Regions from separate parts of the Homo sapiens genome. Here region 2 is linked to region 1. A link is a loop called in an ENCODE intact Hi-C map of the cell type or tissue named here. Cell type or tissue: CD4-positive, alpha-beta T cell. All regions are shown on one strand. Each heading gives the region's core, and the rest is flanking DNA. Links, peaks and the distances in the headings are about the cores only. Region 1 has its middle 19 kb from the start of MIR3613. Region 2 overlaps DLEU1 (deleted in lymphocytic leukemia 1).

Region 1 (10,177 bases), core at 1,534-9,533:
ATGCTTAGAGAAAGGTACAGACATGTGATAAGCCAACTATAGTGAAATGTTAGTGGTAGTCTACATGGTAGGTATATGCTGTTCACTATAAAATTTTTTCAACTTTGCTCTGTTTGCAAATTTTCACAATAATATATTGGGGAAATGTCTAGAAATGTGATGCTACCCTAGGTCAGCAGGAACTGTGAAAGATTAGACCTGTATTCTGGTTCCCAGATGCTAGAGCCTTTATTTTTTTTGGGGGGGTGGAGGTGGAGTCTCACTCTGTCGCCCAGCCTGGAGTGCAATGGTGTGATCTCGGCTCACTACAACCTCCACCTCCCGGGTTCAAGTGATTCCCCTGCCTCAGCTTCCCAAGTAGCTGGATTACAGGCACCTTCCAGCATGCCCAGCTAAGTTTTTGTATTTTTAGTAGAGACGGGGTTTCACCAGGTTTGTCAGGCCGGTCTCAAACTTGATCCACCCGCCTCGGCCTCCCAAAGTGCTGGGATTACAGGCGTGGGCCACCACGTCCAGCCTGCTAGAGTCTTTTATACTTGATATAATTTCTTGAATTCTGATTTCTTGAGGTTTTGTTTACTTAAATCTAGTTATCTCATCTCCCTTCTACTTTCACTTTCTGGTTTATCTAGTAATTTGTTCATTCATTTTCAAATATTTACCTTTCCCTACTAGGAACCAGGCCCTGTGTAGGTGCTGGGGATACAGTTTTGCTTCTGCTCCCATGGAGCTTCCATCGTGGCTTATTCCCAGTAACCAGCACCTCCAACTCCCTTAATTCTATCAGGAATGCTGTTTCCTACATCTTTGAGGCTACGACAGAGAGGGCCAGTTTATCCATTGAATAGTATAGGCCCCACACCAAGGGTCTGGGAGCTTTTTACAGTTCTATGAAAAATGTTTTATGCATGAAAAAAAGAATCTCCAATTTACAAAAGAAAATCGCAAAATCCTATACATTGCCAAGGCTGTCGAAATGAACTCCTAGTCTTTTTGATTCCCTCTTTTTTTACAGCTCTGAATACCATAGGACTGCCAGCATTTCGGGCCCCAGTAGCAAATCTAGCCCTAATATAGATGCTGTATGGGAATAAGACACTCCAATAGTCAGATGGATGCCTAAGCTATCATAGCCTAATGACATTGCAACTTCATTCTTTGAACTTCTTGTGCTGATCTGTTGTTCAGCAGTCCACCTTCTGATTCCCATGTAGGTCTGCGGAGAGGATGCAGTATTTCTTTGGGTATTTCTAGTCTCTGTAACAGTGCTTTGTCAGGTAAACCCATAAAATAGCTTGTGATTAAGAGCTGTCACACCACATGTCTAGAATTTGAGAAGGAAATCGGCCAATCCGGGTGCAGTAGCTCACGCCTGTAATCCCAGCACTTTCGGAGGCTGAGGCGGGTGGATCACTTGAGGTCAGGAGTTCGAGACCAGCCTGACTAACCTGGTGAAACCCCGTCTCTACTAAAAATAAAAAAAATTAGCTGGGTGTGGTGGTGGGCACCTGTAATCCTAGCTTGGGAGACTGAAGTAGGAGAATTGCTTGAACCTGGGAGGCAGAGGTTACGGTGAGCCGAGATCGCACCACTGCACACCACCTGGGTGACAGTGTGAGACTCCATCTCAAAAAAAAAAAAAAAGGCAATCATGTCAACATTATTATTATTTTTTTGGTCCCTTATGGCCATACATTTCTCAGTGTAAATTAAATTGCTAATTTAAGAGGGACAAGGAATAGTCTTGCACATCTTCTCATCCATACTTTTAGTTTTAAACTTAGTTCTAGTTGATTCAGGCCTTGTGAAGCCTTGTTTTATCTTATTCTCAGCATCTAGGTTCTAACCCCTACTGTTCTCCCATTATTGACTGTCCCTTGCCAGGCCTCTCTTAACAGCTGAACCCTGGGCTTCTGTTTCTCCATCTTTTTTTTTTTTCTTTTGAGACGGAGTCTGGCTCTTATTGCCCAGGCTGGAGTGCAATCGCGTGATCTCGGCTCACTGCAACCTCTGCCCCCTGGGTTCAAGCGATTCTCCTGCCTCAGCCTCCTGAGTACCTGGGATTACAGGCATGTGCCACCACACCTGGCTAATTTTGTACTTTCAGTAGAGATAGGATTTCTCCATGTTGGTCAGGCTGATCTCGAACTCCGGATCTCAGGTGATCTGTCCACCTTGGCCTCCCAAAGTGGGAGGCCACCGTACCCGGCCTGTTTCTCCATCTTTAACTGTGTTGTTTTAGGTCCTCTTGGGTAAAGCCCCGTCAACTCAATCCCCAGGTTTTTTGGGCCATAATGATGCCCCTGAGGTTTGTGCTCCCGGAATGCCCCAGAGCTGGAAACTAGGCAGCTTTTGCACATAAAATTACTTTATTATAAAGGTTTCCCACTAATACATACTAACAAGTATGAGATATTGATTTTAAAAACTTTGTTTTAACCAAAGAAAATAACAGAACAATGCCTTATAAGCCAATATTTAAATAAAACAGAGCATTATGAAATATTTTATTTTTATTTGTTGGTAATTATATCTGGATGGCTCATGAAATTACTGTAACATCCTTGATTTTATTGTTCCCTCAGGAATTTCCTCTCTATTTTAAATAAAATGTGTTTTATGCACTGAGTACATTTAGTATCTCCACTCTGTTAGACAATTACAACACTGTAGATACACAGAGCTATGCAATGTGCCTATTTTAACTATAGATTAGCTTCCTAGGAAGAACAGTGTTGGTATCCTTTGCCATTTAGAGTCAAAAGGAGTCTGATGGCAGTTCTTTACAGTGACTGTTGAGATGACTGAATCTTCCTGAGCCAAGTCTTCACATCTCTATTTTGTTGTTTTAATTTGAATAACTATGAAAAGATTGATTTTTTTTTTTTTTTTTTTTTAGGACAGGGTCTCACTCTGTCACCCAGGCTGGTGTGCAGTGGTGCGATCATGGCTCACCGCAGCCTCCATCTCCCTGGCTCAGGTGATCCTACCATCTTAGCCTCCCAAGTAGCTGGGACTACAGGCTCCCACCACCACCCCCGGCTAATTTTTGTATTTTTTGTTAATCCTCCCACCTTGGCCTCCCAAGGTGTTAGGATTACAGGTGTGAGCCACTGTGCCCAGCCAAAAAAGACTGAAATCTTTTATTTCTGATGGAGACCTCAAAGAGCTCACTGCATAGGACTGACCCCAGGTTGCCTTTATATTTCCTGCATTTTTCTCCTGTTGCTCTTCAGAGAAGCTGTATGATATAAATGAATGAATGAATGTGTGTGTGTGTACACACACATATATCTCCATTCAAAAGCTATAGCACATGCATGTTTGTGTGTATGTGTATATATGTGCATGTATATAAGTATATATGCATACACACATATACACACACACAAAGGTACAGAAAATATATATCTTGTGACTAAAATTCCCTGAACTACCAGTAACTCCAGAAATTCTATTCTGGAAAACAATGGCTAACATCTAATTCATTATCTTAGAATTATCACAAAAGGAATATGAAAATGTGGTTTCTAGTGCAATGCAGTTAAGATAGGTATTCTTGTAGGCCATGGTTCCAAGAAATTTGTTTGACAACTGTACTGAGTAGTATATTTCTCCACTTCCTTTATTTTTTTCCCTTACCTTTTTTGAAAAAAAAAAAATGAAGAAAAATGTGTTCCTCTTTCAAGTTCTTTTTCTCTCCTGGCTTATACAGTATGTTACCAGCAGAACTTTCTCTAAAATGAAAGGAAGTCATTGCTAAGAAGAGACAAAAAGTTAACAGGATTAAGGGAGTAAAAAGGCACATGGAATTTCTGGGTGTGTCCAGAATCTGAGAAGATTTGAAAAGAGGAGCAGAAAGAATTTTTGTATTTTAGAAGTTGAGGGGCCCTCCTGGCCTAGTTTGAAAAACACAATCAGATACAATTTGAAAAAAGTCCAACAAAATCTAGTGGGAAGATAAGCTAGAATCTTGTTACAAAAAGTGTCACGGGCCTTGGTTGTATATTTTAAATGAACTTCTTAATTTCATATCAAAATGCGTAGATACCTCCTGACCCCCATTCTTGCCCTCCTCCATTTCCCTGTTAAATCCTGACCTTTCTCTGTAGACCTTCCCATTTCCACCCTGGAGGTCTGGCTGTCAGGACTACTCTCAGGTTGCCTGGGTCTCCACGGTGGCACCCATTAGCCGTGTTGCTTCTGGGCAGGGCATCTGTTTCTGTGCAAAGAGAAAATGCTAGGGTGAGTCACCAGTCCTTCTCTCCTAACAAAAAAGCATTGTACTGTACAGTTTGATTTCGGCTCTTGTGTGCAACTTGTGATTGCAAACTAATGGGGACATGAGGCACAGCTCCAGTGACACACCTCTCAGGTTGCATTATAATGATCTGATTGGGATGTACCCCATTAGACCGTGAGATCCTTTAAGCCTAGGATGCTTTTATTTTTGTGTTCCCAGCCCTAAGCACACTGTGCCTAGCTCAGGGTAAGCACTAAACAAATGTTTCTTGATGAGAATGCTACAGGAGGAAGGGAAGGGTTGTACTCTACACAAAGAGCGGAAAAGCTACCCTTTAAGAAAGAGACTCATCTTCGCATGGCCTGCAGAGGGCGCTCTTGCATCATAGCTATACCATGCATCCTTTGCCCATCACTGGTTTCCTTGAGCAGTACCTTTTTGGTAAAACCACAGGTGTGAGACTTTGGAAATTTAGACTTAAACCTGCCCAAACACATTAGAATATCATCAGTTGCACAGAACAAATCCACATTACAATTATTCCAAAGGGACAAGAACATTCCAGAATTTGCTTAAAGAATACTAAGCCATGACATCTCAGAAAGTCAAACCTAAAGAAGAAAAATTGCCTGGTTAGTCTTCCGGGAAATGTTAATAATTCTTAAATTTGGAAGGCTCCTTATACTCACTTGATGAGCCAGTTCATCTAATCCAACTACCTCATTTCTCAGATGAGGAAACTGAAGTTTATAAAATTCCTCAAGGTGATGTATCTACAGAAAAATTATACTCTCAATTCAGGCTTTAGATGTGTGTTGAAAACATGGCAAGGTGTCCATTTGGAAAAAATGCACCTAGAGCTTTCTCTCTCTCTCCCTCTCCTTATTTAAATAGAAAGATTTAAAAATAAAAATATGGCCAGGCATGGCATCTCATGCCTGTAATCCCAGCACTTTGGGAGGCCAAAGTGTCAGGAATGCTTGAACCCAGGAGTTCGAGACCAGCCTGGGCAACATAGCGAGACCCAGTTTCTACAAAAAATTAAAAATTAGCCAGGTATAGTGGCATGTGCCTATAGTCCCAGCTACTCAGGAGCCTGAGGCAGGAAGATAGCTTGAGCCTAGGAGGTCAAAGCTTCAGTGAGCTGTGATCACACCACTGGACTCCAGCCTGGGCAACAGAATGAGATCCTGTCAAAAAAAAAAAAAAAAGTACTGTAGTAACTGCTGAATAAAATACATAAGACTGGAAAGACACTATTTTAATGGTGAATCTGGACAGCACTCCAAGGGTACATTTTAACAGGTTGGAAGTAGGCTTTTAACATATTATGGGGGGGATCAACTGAGTAATAAATAACACAGAATTAAAAAGTGTTGGTTAGCCAAACTGACCATCAAATTGAGAGCCAAAAAGCCATTAAGTTATGATTCTGGACAAGGCTCTGATTGCCACAGTTCAGAAAAGTTATTTGACATCTTTTTCACATTGTTAAGCTTAAAAAACAAACCCAAACTCAAATCCCCAAACCCTCAAAGCATCAAGTGCTTGAAGCATTTCTAATATACCTTCCGCATCAACCCTCACCTCCTTCTTGTTTCAGAGAAACCATGATCCTCCTCCAGGCTGGTTCTTAATCAGCACCCCCTCCCTTCCCTGGGTGCCTCCCATTTGTAGGCAGCCATTATTGGGCTGTATTCTGGTTGTGTTGAGGCTGGCAGGAAAGAGGAACAAGGATAGCATGTTCATGTGGTGTGAGTGGTCTCAGCTTCTAGGCATGCTGGGGGAAAGGGCAGTCCTGTGGCCCTGTGAGAGGCCCACTCAGACCCTGGCCAGCTCTAAGGGCTAAAGCAGCTCTGAGGTGTAGCACTTCACTTCCATCGGTTTTAGAGGCCCTACCTGGGGAGAAAAACGGCAGAAAAGCAGCCCTCAAAGAAATGCTACCATGGGATATGGCCTCAAGAGAGGAGCCTCAGCCTGAGATGAGTTGGGGGGTGGCCTTGAAGAAAAGAGGCCCTGGCTTCAGGGGCGTGGGGGAAGACAGATAAGGTGTTGGAAGGAAGCCACTCAGGATTCTTTGGAAAGCGAGGACAGTGAAGTTGGAGATTAAGGACCCGTAAACAGGGCAAATTACAGGAATTCTCCCCAGCCAACGGGAAGGGAAGGGCAGGGCCTGAGCACTTTCCTGGCCTCTCAAATTTGAAGATGCCTGGGGGTCACTGGGGAATCTTGTTGAAATGCAGAATCTGATCCAATAAGTCTAGAATCCTGCCTCAGATTCTGGATTTCTACCAAGCTCCCTGGTGAGGCTGCAGGTTCTTAGGCCCCACTTTCAGAAGCAAGGGTGTCTTCTAGACTTCAGAATAGAGAAAGTTGAACAACAGAGACCATGTACCAGAGAGTCATCTATGGGCAAATTCGTTCGGAGGAAGTCCTTCTAGCTCCAGTTCAAATTCAAGGTTGTCTTTGCAGATTCCCAGGTAGTAAAAGGATTTTAGGAGTTCAATTATTGGGCAAGGAGGGGAAAGGATCCCAGATTTAAGGACCCCTCATCAATATCCATTGGGGCTGGGAAGAAGAGTGGCTGGTTTTCCATTAGGTAGGGGGCCCAGATCACTAATAATCAGGGCGATCTGGTGAGGCAGAAGATGCCAGCAAGAAATGCCCTGGAGGGCCTGAAGCAGCTGCTGAATTCCCCATGAGCAGCTTTTCACATGCTACCTGAAGGCAGCCACTGGGAGGTTTTGAAAGAAGATACTAAGTGACTCCGCACTAGCACTTGCCACACTAGATAACCTGGTGAGAGAAGCTGCTAATTGTAATAGAGGCAGAATGTTATCTGTACTGTTTAAAACAAGTTTTCCAGGGGGAAATGAGGACAGGCCAATGCAGCCAGAAAGCACTGGGTGTTGGCTTTGCAGAAAGCTGTTAGGAACAGGGTTGCCAGGTGTCCTGTTTTGAACTGGACAGCATGGTATTTTAGCTTCTAGTGTACGAAAATGCAGTAAATGCCTGTTTTTTAAAAAAGTCATTGTTGCGGCGGGGCGCGGTGGCTTACCCCTGCAATCCCAGCACTTTGGGAGGCCAAGGTGGGCGGATCACCTAAGGTCAGGAGTTCAAGACCACCCTGACCAACATGGAGAAACCCTGTCTCTACTAAAAATACAAAAAAAAAAAAAAAAAAAAAAAAAAAAAAAAGCCAGGAATGGTGGTGCATGCCTGTAATCCCAGTTACTCAGGAGGCTGAGGCAGGAGAATCACTTGAACCCAGGATGCAGAGGTTGTGGTGAGCTGAGATTATGCCATTGCACTCCAGCCTGGGCAACAAGTGCGAAACTCCATCTAAAAAAAAAAAATCGTTATTATGGCCAGGCGCGGGGGCTCATGCCTGTAATCCTGGCACTTTGGGAGGCTGAGGTGGGTGGATCATGAGGTCAAGAAATCGAGACCATCCTGTCCAACATGGTGAAACCCTGTCTCCACTAAAAATACAAAAATTAGTTGGGCATGGTGCCACGGTGCCTGTAGTCCCAGCTACTCGGGAGGCTGAGTCAGGAGAATCGCTTGAACCTGGGAGGTGGAGGTTGCAGTGAGCCAAGATCGTGCTACTGCACTCCTGCCTGGTGACAAGAGCGAGACTCCGTCTCAAAAAAAAAAAAAAAAATCATTATTATTTCACATGTGCTTTATATCTTATGTTTTGATTTATTTTTAATCAGCAGGGGTTTGTAATTTCAGCTTTTAGTTACTCCTGCTATTAAGTATTGAATGGACAAACACTACTTAAAACAGTGTTACACTTCTTTTGAAATATGAGGAATCCTTTTATTTATCTGTGTGCAAATAACATGTTTCAACACTACTGTTAAGTATTCTGTTAAAGTACAAGTCTATCCCTTAGGAGGGGAGGGTACACTCTACAAGAAGTTTTTTTCCCCAGTCTCTATGGGGTGGTTATTTCTGTAATCCTATTTATGGATGAAGCAGGGGAAATACAGTCATCACTGGGGCAATGATAAGAGCTACTGTGCACTGAGGGTTTACCATGTGCCTGTCAGTATGGGCAGTCTATATCCTCTACCTCCTTCCTCACAGAGATCCCATGGTGGGGGGGCCCAGTTACCCTCATTTTACAGAACAGTAAACAGGCTCAGGGAGATTCAGTATTGAGGCCCCAAGCCTGGAAGTTATCCTCCATTTCTCTTTTCCTCTTTGGCCCCTCCTCCAATTTATTAACAAGTTCTGTCAGCTATAACTCCAAAATATATTTTTAAAATATGACCTTTTTTCCTACCCTAGCTCAAGTCCTCATTATCTTTCTTGCTTAGATGTCGCATTAGCCTCCAAACTGTCCCCCGGGGCCACTCTTACCCTTAGTACCATCTTCCTTCCACACAATGGGCAGGGTGGGTTTTTTTAGTTGTTGTTGTTTGTTTGTTTTTTGAGACAGGGTCTAAGTCTATTGCCCAGGCTGCAGTGCAGTGGTGTGGTCATAGCTCATTGCAGCTTCAATCTCCTGGGCTCAAGTGGTCCTCTCACTTTAGCCTTTCAAGCAGCTTAGGCTACAGGTGCATACCACCACACCTGGCTAATTTTTAATTTTTTGTAGAGATGCAGTCCCGCTATGTTTCCTAGGCTGGTTTTTTGTTTTGTTTTGTTTTGTTTTCTGAGATGGAGTCTTGCTCTTTTGCCCAGGCTGGAGTGCAGTGGTGTGATCTTGGCTCACTGCAACCTCTGCCTCCCGGGTTCAAGTGATTTTCCTGCTTCAGCCTCCTGAGTAGCTGGGACTACCAGCGCCCACCACTATGCCTGGCTAATTTTTGTATTTTTAGTAGAGTTGGGGTTTCACCATGTTGCCCAGGCTGGTCTCGAACTTCTGACCTCAGGTGATCTGCCCACCTTGGCCTCCCAAAGTGCTGGGATTACAGGTGTGAGCCACCGTGCATGGCTGCTAGGCTGGCCTTGAACTACTGGCCTATAGTGATCCTCCTGCCTCAGTCTCCCATAGCGTTGAAATTACAGGCATGAGCCACCACTCCTAGCCCAGAGTGATCTTTCTAAACTGTATATCAGATGATGTGCTCTCCAATGGCTTCTCTTCATATTTAAAATAAAACCCAAAGTCTTTTCCAGGACTTACAAGGCCGTACCTGATCTGGCTCCCCATTGCTGCATGCAAACTCTTCATTCATTCATTCAACTAATATTTACTGAGGGCCTGCCATGTGCCAGACACTCTTATAGCTGCTAGCATATTGCTTCTGTACAGAGCTCACATTCTAGTGGGAGGAGACAGTAATCAAAGAAATACAAAGTATGTCAGGTGGCGATAAGTGGCATGGAGAAAAATGAAGCAGGAAAGGAGACCAGGGAGTGCTGTGAGGCAGTGAGAGGCCACCATTTGTAATAGGATGGCCAGGAAGACTTTCCCGTGAAGGTGACATCTGAGCAGAACAACTGAAGGAGAGGAAGGAGTGAGCCAGGTAGACTTTGGAGGAAGAACATTCTAGGCAGAGGGAAAAAAAAATGCCAAGTTGCTAAGGAAGAGGCGAGTTTGGCATGTTTGAGGAATAGCAAGGAGGCCGATGTGGCTAGAGTAGAGCGCACAGGCAGAAGTCAGAGATGGCTTGGCCATGGGTTGGGGAGATGGCAGACCTGTAGGAATCTGTTGGCTCCCAACCAAGGGACTTGGACTTGGACTAAGTGGGTGGGAAGCTGGGGAAGGGATGTAAGCAGAGCAGTGATATGATTGTGTAGAAGGACCATGTGGCTGTAGGGAGACAGGCTCAGCATCAAAGACAGAAACAATAAATCATGGTGGCATGGGCTAGAATGGTGGCCATGGAGGAAGAGAGAAGTGCTCAAATGTTGCTGAATGAATAGTGAATAAATGAACTTGCTCAATGATGGAGTCAAAATGCACATGCAGCAATC
Region 2 (10,177 bases), core at 636-8,635, 290 kb after region 1:
ATATTAAAATAGAAGATAGATAAATAGATACAGTCCATATTTTATAAACATATTGTCTCCTTATTCGAGTCGACTGTCTTGTGGGTTATAGCAGTTTTTGCAAGTAGATTCTGTCACTAAAATGTGCTGGTGTCACCAGGGCCAGCACCACCCAATGATATCTCTGTGTCCTCCTTCCCCTGGGAAGAGGAATGTGAGATGGGGTACGGCCCAGGCATGTGGCATCCCAGCCTGCAACTGTGCTGCTGATTGGGTGTCCATCTGATCGGCTAAAGCCCTGCCTTGGTTGTTCAGTGTTTTCAGCATTTTTCCCAGCATGGGCAAAGCCACCAAGCTCATTCATTACCAGGCCAATCAGCCGTATCCACATGTAGCAGCACACCCACCATCAACTTGTACTAAGGGCAATGATTGCAAAGAGGGGGAGAAAAGGAGATGATTGTAGGTGCATGGACATAGCACCTTTTCTGATGGTCAGTTCGATTTCAGTGTGAAGAATTTATTTATTTATTTATTTATTTATTTATTTATTTTTGAGACGGAGTCTCACTCTGTCGCCCAGGCTGGAGTGCAGTGGCGTGATCTCGGCTCACTGCAAGCTCCACCTCCCGGGTTCACGCCATTCTCCTGCCTCAGCCTCCAGAGTAGCTGGGACTACAGGCGCCCGCCACCATGCCCAGCTAATTTTTTGTGTTTTTAGTAGAGATGGGGTTTCACCACATTAGCCAGGATGGTCTCGATTTCCTGACCTCGAGATCTGCCTGCCTTGGCCTCCCAAAGTGCTGGGATTTTAAGTCAGAAACTGCCTCGACGTTTTGTGGTGCTCCTGACGTCTGCACAGCCCTACTTGCACAGTCTTTCCTGATGTCATCACGTCTTGCCTCTGCTACTCATTTGAGACACATACCTTAGATGAAAAGGATTTCTGAAGAGAAGAAGTAGAAAGATGCCCTTTAATAAATCCTTCCAATTATAGAACCAGGTGTCTGGAATAGTCCTCAGAGAACTCCCCACTCCTCTCTTCACTACAGAGGCATAAGACGCAGGCCCTGAGGGATTGAATGTCTCGGCACCACCCAGCCGATCCTCCCACACCGGGAGGTCACCTGGCCTCTGACCCCCTGGCTCCCTTCCCAGCCCCCTTTCACTACACCATACTTGTGGCATGTTCTACCTGTAGAGAAATGTGGTTTATAACCTCCCCAGTTATCATTTATTTCATGGCTTTTACACTGCCTAATTTAAAAAAGAATTTAAAATATTTTACCAAGTTATGATACCCTAAAATATAGAATAAAATCTCAAAAGGGCAGAAACCACTTGGAGGTAAGAGCCTGGGCTGACTTGGTTTCTGTGGTGGAGCCTTGTGGGTGTCCCAGTCTCCAGGGAAGTGAAAGTTTGGGAGTATCTTCATCCATGTGTCAAAAAATAGTGAAAGCCTGCAGAAGCACAAATTCAGCAAAAGCTCACTTCACCTAACAGAAACACTACTGAAAAATCACTTAATGTCAAAACAAATCCTGTGTTGTATTGGATATATATCTAAGGTCTGCAGACTTGGAGAAGATAAGTCATGTTTGATTTTCTGAAACCTTTGCAGCTTGAGGGGCCAGGGTGCCGGGAGCACCTGACAGGGAAGTCCTTGTCATACATGCTAAGAATAAAGCCCCCTTCCTTTTAGAGGCTAGCCCTAGTGGAACCGGTTCCACTCCCTCCTTTCCTGTTTTATTGATTGATTGATTGTTTGATTGATTGATTTAGAGACACACCTCATTCTGTCACCCAGGATGGTGTGCAGTGGTGCGATCTCAGCTCACTGCAATTTCTGCCTCCTGGGTTCAAGTGATTCTCGTACCTCAGCCTCTTGAGTAGCTGGGATTAGGTGTGTGCCACCGCCCAGGTAATTTTTGTATTTCTAGTAGAGACGAGGTTTCACCATGTTGACCAGGCTGGTCTTGACTCTTGGCTTCAACTGATCCGCCTACCTCGGCCTCCCAAAGTGCTGGGATTACAGGCGTGAGCCACCGCGCCCGACCCCCTCCCCTGCCCTGTTGACACTTAACTGCAAACCTGGGAGAGAAAGGCAGAAAGGAAGGAAGTGTATGTCTGGAGTTAACTAGATAAAACTACAAGAGGTACTGGTAAGTGGTGGAAACAGGTGTTTGGTTATAAAGAGTGGTATCTGCTGTTGTGCTGGGTTTCACGTGATTTATGTTTTCTCTGGTGAGCCCCGCTAGTATGAAGACAGTAGGGCTTTGCTAGAACTGGTGTGTTCTCGGGGTAGTAATGGTCTCTTACTGGAGTCCCAGGAATCTCTGGGTCTCTTCCTTTTTTAATAACAAGAGCTATTCCAATAACCTTTTTGACCCTGTGATGTTCATAGATAGTATTAGCTTTTTGGTTTAATTCTTCAAGATAAAGTTTACACCCTAACAGGATCCTTTGGGGGTGTTATTCCAAAGGGGAGTGTGATGTGTGAATTTCAGGCTGTTTCAGGATAACGAAGAAAGCAGTTTGTGGAGAAGGGACTTTGAAGCCACAGCACACACTTCCCAGCTTCTTCCACTTTTGCAGAAAGCATTCTTGGGGGTGGGATGTGGATGGTGTGTGTTCTTACATAAGGTGGTCTTGTTACTGAGAGTGCAGGAAGTTCCTTTGTTTCTTGGTTTGTGGTCTTTAGTAACGATAACTTTAGGTGAATGGAACCTTTCTGTACATTTTCAGAAATCTCCAACGTTTGGATCATGCCAGGATGTTAACTTTTTACAGGCCGAAGCTGAACGGCCTGTTATGAGGGAGCCCCAAAATATGTAACATCATTACCTCTGTTAACACCAGTTTGTCAGCCTCTAGACCCACTGTTCACAGTGGCATCAATCCTGGAGAAGATCCACACCTTAGAATGGTTTTGTTTGGTTGCCCTGTTGGGACCTTCACTGAGTCTTACCCAGGGGTTCTTATAGTGTGTCTGAGGTGTGTTCCCCAACTGGCCCTGGGTGCAGAAATTATATTTGCAGCCAGATAACTTATAATTTGCTACATATGGCCAGTCTTTTTTAGCAGTTTTCTTTCTTTTGCATTTTGCCACACCCACTCCCAATTTACTGTTAGCAGCCCTCCTGGTACCTTCTCACCACAAGGGACTTATATTAGATATCTGTAGGCTCCGAGACAGAGAGAGAGAGATTGAGAGTGAGAGAGCCCAATCACATTGCTTGCCTCCTGTTTTATTTTAATATCATTATTTTTTACATTACTGTTCCTTGACCCTTGTACATTAAACATTAAATAGAAGTCAAGGTTATAGTCATGGGGCCAGAGAGAGGAATCTACCTTCCTTGATGACTCTAGGCTGGAACAGGATTGAAGGGAGCACAGGAGTGGCTAGGGCTACAGTCTGTGCTTCTACAGAGAAGCATGTGGAACAGAAGGTTGAGGTGAGAGGCCGAGTGGCACAGATGAAAGAGCATGTTATTTTGGAGTTGGACAGACCTTAACTGGAATGCTAACTTGGCCACTGGTCAGCTATGTGGTCTTGGGCAAATTACCTGGCACTTCCAAACTTCAGTGACCTTTGCCTTATCTGTAAACTGGACTTGCAAGATTGTTATGGTAATCAAGTGGAATAATAGGTAGTAAGTACTTATTGTCCCATATAAGGCATTTCATAAATATTATTTTCTCTTTCTTTTCATTACGAGGGAATGAGAAAAAAAGCCAAAGACATGAAAATCCCCATGTTCTATTAATAACAGCTTCCATTTTTCTTTCTCATATTTTTATAATGCTTTAAACTATGTGGGTAATTGTTTCAGCATTTAATCTTTCCACTGAATTACTTAATTACATTTATGACAACCACATTTTAATTTTGAGTACATCGATGGAACTATTAATTTATTCTAATGAATTTACAACATGGCTGGAATTTTTTTCACCATTAATTTTGTGGTGATAGAAAACTATGCTGCCTGCCATAGATTTATCTTGCTTTAATCATATTTTAATCAAATCAAATTCCTTAAAAGTCTAGATAAGGGTCCCCCTAGAGGAAAGGAGTAAGAAGATTTTCTCTGAAAAGCATATTTAAGCCTGATGGTTTATCAGCTTGGTTGACTCCCACTTCTGCTCTCAAGTGTTAGCAGAGGAAACTTGGTGGACATTTTTTTGGAGGGGTTGGGAACTCGGGAGGAACATTTTTCTGGAGGGGTTGGAGGCTTGGGAGGAATGCATAGTGGTGGAGGAGAATAAATGAGATTAGAAATTTCTTTTTCCAAAGAAAGCGGCCATTCTGCACATCTGGAGAGGGTGCCGTCATTTGTTTGGTTCCCAGATGCTTTGCAGTCCACACTTCTGGGAAGACCCCTGCCTGCCAAGTCATCATTGCCTTCAAAGGGATTTCTTTCTCAGCAAGGTGATAACGTTCACTGCCATAGCCTCCCCTGATTAATGCTTTAAGATTGATTGCTGGTCCAGCCTGGCAGACGGGCGCTGAATTTCCCATTTAGTACTCTCAGGTTTTAAACATTCAAAATGGCAGTAAATAAAACACATGCCTTTCAACATCCCTTTTTCCCCTCAGCTCACAGCTTGGGAGTTTAGGTTAACTTTTTGTTATAACAGGCGTTTGAGATGAACAAGGAAAGCTCCCTAACAGTTCTTTCTGTGATTTGTTTCTTATTAAATTAAAAAATTTGTCATTTATTTATTGGAGAGGAGGGAAGAGGTTTGGCCATGGACACTAGTTGCAAAAACGAATTGTAAGCACAGGTAGTGGCAGATTAAAAACACTTTAGCAATTAGTATTTTCCACTTGATGGTTTAAAACTGAAAAAAAAATTATCTCCAACTGCTGCTAATATTACAGCTTAAGAACAGGCTGATAGATCTTGCATACGAAACATCTCACTCTGGGAAAATCTTCACCCTTCTCATTCTTAGTTATAATAAGACAAGGCAATAGCCTTTTTAGTTTGTGTGTACTGATATGAATTTCTCCATGAAGAATTTATGGAAGCTACTAAATAAACACATGGAGAGCTATAAGAACCCTAACCCTATGAAACACACAATTTAGATCCACCTATCATGTAAATTAAACATTCGTCAGAAGAAACAGTTAGAGGTGTGTTAGAGCTTTAAATAGGACTGTTTATATTAGGATGAGATAAAGACTGACATTCCAAAGTTATTAACCAACATGTGTCTCCCCTTCTATGGAATTTGCCTAATAAGAATTTTTTTAAAAAATTCAATATTATTTTGAATTAACAAATCTTAATTGTATATATTTATGGGGTACATTGTGATGTTTTGATATATGCATACAATGTGGAATGGTTAAATCAAGCTAATTAGCATATCTATCACCTCAGGTACTTACCATATTTTGTGCAGAGATATTTAAAATTTACTGTCTTAGTTCTTTTGGGATATGTAATACATTATCATTGAATATAGTCATCCTGCTGTGCAATAGACCTCAAAAACTTATTCCTCCTGTCTAACTCAAACTTTGTCCTCCTTGACTAACAACTCCTTGTTTCCCATTCACCCCCCCAGCCCTCAACCTCTGATTATCATCATCTGATAAGAATGTTTTGACACTTAGAATTTGAAGAGGTAATTTGAATGACATGAAGACTTTTCATAATTGTTAATGTTTTATCATAAATGCATCATTTCATTACATATATGATTTCAAAGGCTTTGTCATATTCTTTAATCTAGTTATATGTCTTATGCACAGATGTTTATTTTATGGGAGTGTAACTTAATGAAAGCTAAGGGCAAATATAATTTCATTTATAGAAATTTACTTTCCCTAACAACATTGAGTTATACTTCCATAAATTTTATTCCCTCTCAACTAGGGAGGGAGGATGTGGAAAACAAAACAAAACAATTCTGGCCTTCTAAGTTCTTGAAGATCAAAGCTGCCATCTTGAGGAGTGTCTCCTCTCAACTCAAACAAGTGGGGACCCTTCCAGCTGAGGCCCAGGACACCTTTGTTTGTCCTAGAATACTCTTCTTTGATTCTGCCCTGAGGCTACATCTGGGGCACTCTAACTGCCCCCTTCAGTCTGTCCCCAAGCTACAGGGCAAAATCCCATGGGATCCATGGTGAAACCCTAGGCTGGGAGATAAGACTGCAACATGCAAAACAGTCTTCTCAGATCACATTATGCCTGAACACCTGAGCACTTGGGGAAAGAACAAAGTAAAAAGCTAGCATGAAGGCAGTTTACATCAAGGTAAAGCTTCCAGAATATATTTCAAGTCAGCCTGAGCAATCAAAGTGATTGGAACCACTAAAATAATTTATGTCTTCATAGGAGTTTTCTTGAAAAGCAGAAGTTCCAAAAGCAATGCTGAAGGCAGTCTAGTGTGCCGGATGATTCTCTGGACACATTGTAAAACACCACAAGCAGTTAGTGCAAGGGTGTGAAACACAGCACCTTTTTTGAGTTATATCTGGCTGTTTAAAAGCATGATTTTGGGAGGAAAGAGAGAAGAGGGGATCAAAATGTTTTCCCTCCTTTTTTCAGTGGGAGAGCAGAGAAGAAATGTTGGTCAAGATGCCCATGGATGGAAGAAAAGGTGGTGGGTGGGGGGCAGTGGTTAAGGACATAGAGGGGCAACTGCCTTGAGAAAAGGGAAACTTAGATGGAAAAATTAAAACTTGAACTTCTGGGGGAACTTACTTTGTTTTTTAATCTTTGTATGACTTTCTCCCATAAGCCTACCCATTTCCCGAAGTGATTTGAGATGGATTGTTTTCATCCAGGCCAGTCTTGGAATAGGGATGCCCAGCAGGGCCCAGGGTCTGGCACCCTCTCCTTGGCCTTAAGGCCAGATACCTGGGGTAAGTGTTGAGTCCAGGCCAGAGGTAGGGGTGAGGTAGGGGGAGAAGGGATGGTAACACCTGCTGGTGCTAAAGGCTCTCATCTACTGGCCCCATAGAGTTTGTGTGTCTGTTTGCACACATGATGTGTGCACATACATGTGTATGTGTAGGGTGGCTGGTGGGAACCAACTCCTTCATTCCTCCACATGTTCTCCCGGGGCTCTAGGCTGCCATTTTGGAGAAAGACTCACCTGTATTTGTTCTTCCTCCACTGAGGAACACCTCTGCCTTCGGTTTATTGCTGTTTTCTCTGGTTACAATTTTGGTTCCATTGAATAACATTGGCCTTAATGTTCATTTACATGAGATTTTGCCTGTATTTGCCTGCACATGTGTGTGAGTGTGGGGGGCACACATATATGTATTTGCCTTTGTATCAGGGGAGGTGCACCTAGTGATTCCCTCTGCATTCTACACCTGTGAGAGAAGATCCCAGCTGTTTCCCAGCTTAAATTTAGCAGGGAGGTAAATGGACCCTCTGTGGGTTTAGATAAGGTGTATGGTCAAGCAGATGTTGTTTTTCCTTTTATAACTTGCCACCGACCTTCTCATTAGGGGCTGGAATAAAGTCATGAGATTATAGTCTTATGTTGCTAAGAAGGGGAAACATAACAAATCTACTAGCATTAATTTATATACCACGTTGACTCAATAAAAATCTTTGTAGATCTTGAACCTTAATCAAAGGAATAACTCTTATGGTGGAAAAGTTAGGCTAGGTGGAGAGCATTCAGTGTCCTTCAGTCATACATAGTAGTTATCACTTGCTGATCCCAGGAAACCGGTAATGCTTTAGAGAGAATGGTTGTCATGGTGAGTTTGAATTACCTGTAGCTATTCAGATGAGTATTTGGATAGATAGTTAGGAGAGTACAGTTGTGGAGCTTGAGAAGGCAGATGAGGGCCAGAGGTGTGAATTTGGGGGCCATTGGTCTGTGGGTGATGATGAAGCAATGAACATTTGCAAGATTACAGAGGGAGAAATGAGAGGAGAAGCTGCCTACAGTGAGCTGGGATAGAAGCGTGGGCTGCACGGATGCAGGGACCCATGCTCTTTGTGACTTGTGAGACTGATAACAAATATACACGCGCCATGTTTAGTGGAGGGTTACGTGGTCTTTGTAAGTGTTACTGAAAATACATCTATCAGACTGGCCATTTCGTGCAAAGATGAAAGTTCATAGAATTCAACTTACCAAAGATTTACTAACTGTCAAATACCATGTTCCATGCCAACAGAGAAAAATCACACATTCATTAGATCAATTCTTATTCCCAAGAAGTGAGGGAGACAGACGTGCAAGCACCTTACTAGAATATAAGGCCAAATGAAATAGGGTAATAACAGCTGGAGACAGTGGGAACTTAACAGAAAGAAAAATTCATCTCAAAGCGGGGCTTCAGGGAAGTTTTATTGAAAAAGTGGAGGGCTGACTAAGACTCCAACAGACAAGGAAGTGAGGGGAGAGAATCTGAGAGTGAGGACCCCTCTCAGTCTCAGGCTTTCTGGTCTAACACTGAGTATTAGGGAGATCTCTGGTCATTCTCCAAGCGCAGCCTCTAACTTCTACATGCCAGGCCCTATATGAGAAAATAAGAGCCTCCAAAATACAAACCCCTCTCCCCAACTGGCAGTGAATGGTGACTTACAACAAGTACTTTCCAATGATACTCTCAAACAATGAAAATGATACTTCATGGTTCCTTAAGCATGGCAGAGAGAACCACCAGATCACATAATGCAACTCATCTAATATTCCTATTGAAATACAGTGGGAATCACTTTAATAGCACTGAGAAAATACCAGTGAGATAAAGTCTATTTTAAAAAGTTTTGTTGGCTGGGCATGGTGGCTCACACCTGTAATCCAAGCACTTTGGGAGGCCGAGGCGGGCAGATCACGAGGTCAGGAGTTTGAGACCATCCTGGCCAACATGGTGAAACCTCGTCTCTACTAAAAATACAAAAATTAGCTAGGTGTGGTGGCACGCGCCTGTAGTCCCAGCTACTTGGGAGGCTGAGGCAGGAGAATCGCTTGAACCTGAAAGGCGGAGATTGCAGTGAGCCGAGATGGCGCCACTGCACTCCAGCCTGGCAACAGAGTGAGACTCTGTCTCAAAAAAAAAAAAAGTATTGTTTTAGTAGTTGAAAAAGAACAAAATAATAACTGACCAAAGCCGACCATTTTTGTGAAGTTTATTCTGGTGGAGACAGTGCTTGCAGGCCACATCCACTCTGTTCTTGAAGGGAGAAAGAACACCAGTGAAAAGTGAAGCATTGCTTTCCTCGAGCTTACATTTTTCCCGGCATGCACAATGTCGCCAGTGCATATGTTGAGGTCTTTGCGTTTGAAGCGTGGATGCTGTTTAGTCCTTACTGCATATATTTATTATGTGAGATTTATTTTAAAAGAGTCTGTGAAGTTGGCCATGGTGGCTCACATCTGTAATCCCAGCACTTTGGGAGGCCAAGCTGGACGGATCACTTGAGCCCAGGAGTTCGAGACCAGCATGAACAATATATTGAGACCTTGTCTTTATAAAAATTTTTTAAAAATTAGCTGAGCATGGTGGTGTGCACCTGTAGTCCCAGCTACTTGGGAGGCTGAGGTGAGAGGATCTCTTGAGCCCAAGACATGGAGACTCTAGTGAGCTGAGATTGCACCAGCCTGGGCAACATAGTGAGACCCAGACCCAAAAAATAAAAGAGTCTCTCAATCTTATATATGGTTCTCCCCTCTTTGTATCAAATTTAGCTAGTACACTGGCTAAATTGGAAATCAACCTGGGCAAGATCTTGTTTCTTTTCATGCTGTCTCCCCAAAAGTTAAGTGCTAATCAATTTGCTGACGTAACAAAAGAAGCAATCAGAATATGATATAAATATTAAGTAGAATATCTTTTCCTCTCTCAAGCCTTCCTTGGCTATCTTAGACTTAATAGTTCTCTTCTTTTTACTGGTTTTGTGCTTTCTAATTACAACTGTTACATATCATGTTGGGTAATAAGAATTCAATTACTGCCATCTTTGACCTGAGTGACCTGAGGGCATGAGCTCTCTTGTTCATTAGTTCCAGCACCCAGCCTGCTGATAGACACATAGCATGAGCTCCATGATTCCTCATAGGAAGATTGGAGTACTGTAGAAATTATAGCATCCTAAAAACCCATTTGGATTTTCTAATGCCATTCTTCTCTATATTGGTCAACCTGCTGGAGACTATTTGTGAATACAAATTATGTTCCCAAATACATCCTAGTCCAGGTAAG

What was found. Hi-C counts contacts between places; a loop is a spot of excess contacts. Peaks named below come from ENCODE experiments on the same cell type or tissue, not always from the same donor. Only the 100,000 strongest peaks of a DNase experiment are listed, where the experiment ranks them.
Region 2: a loop joins it to region 1, with 2.5 times the contacts of the local background. A loop is called at or near these places in 2 of 110 quality-filtered maps.

Annotation. Positions count from the first base shown.
Region 1 is chr13:49,972,233-49,982,409 of GRCh38, forward strand. No RefSeq gene overlaps it. Among named protein-coding and RNA genes, the nearest start is that of MIR3613, 19 kb to the right of the region's middle. RefSeq lists silencers at 373-565, 4,461-4,755. In CD4-positive, alpha-beta T cell, for the core only: CTCF peaks have their summits at 4,608 (motif pointing right) and 4,810; a DNase peak (open chromatin) is centred at 4,619.
Region 2 is chr13:50,264,624-50,274,800 of GRCh38, forward strand. The region is part of intron 2 of DLEU1 (deleted in lymphocytic leukemia 1); the gene reads left to right. Among named protein-coding and RNA genes, the nearest start is that of DLEU2, 140 kb to the left of the region's middle. In CD4-positive, alpha-beta T cell, for the core only: a CTCF peak has its summit at 3,883; no DNase peak of the experiment used is centred there.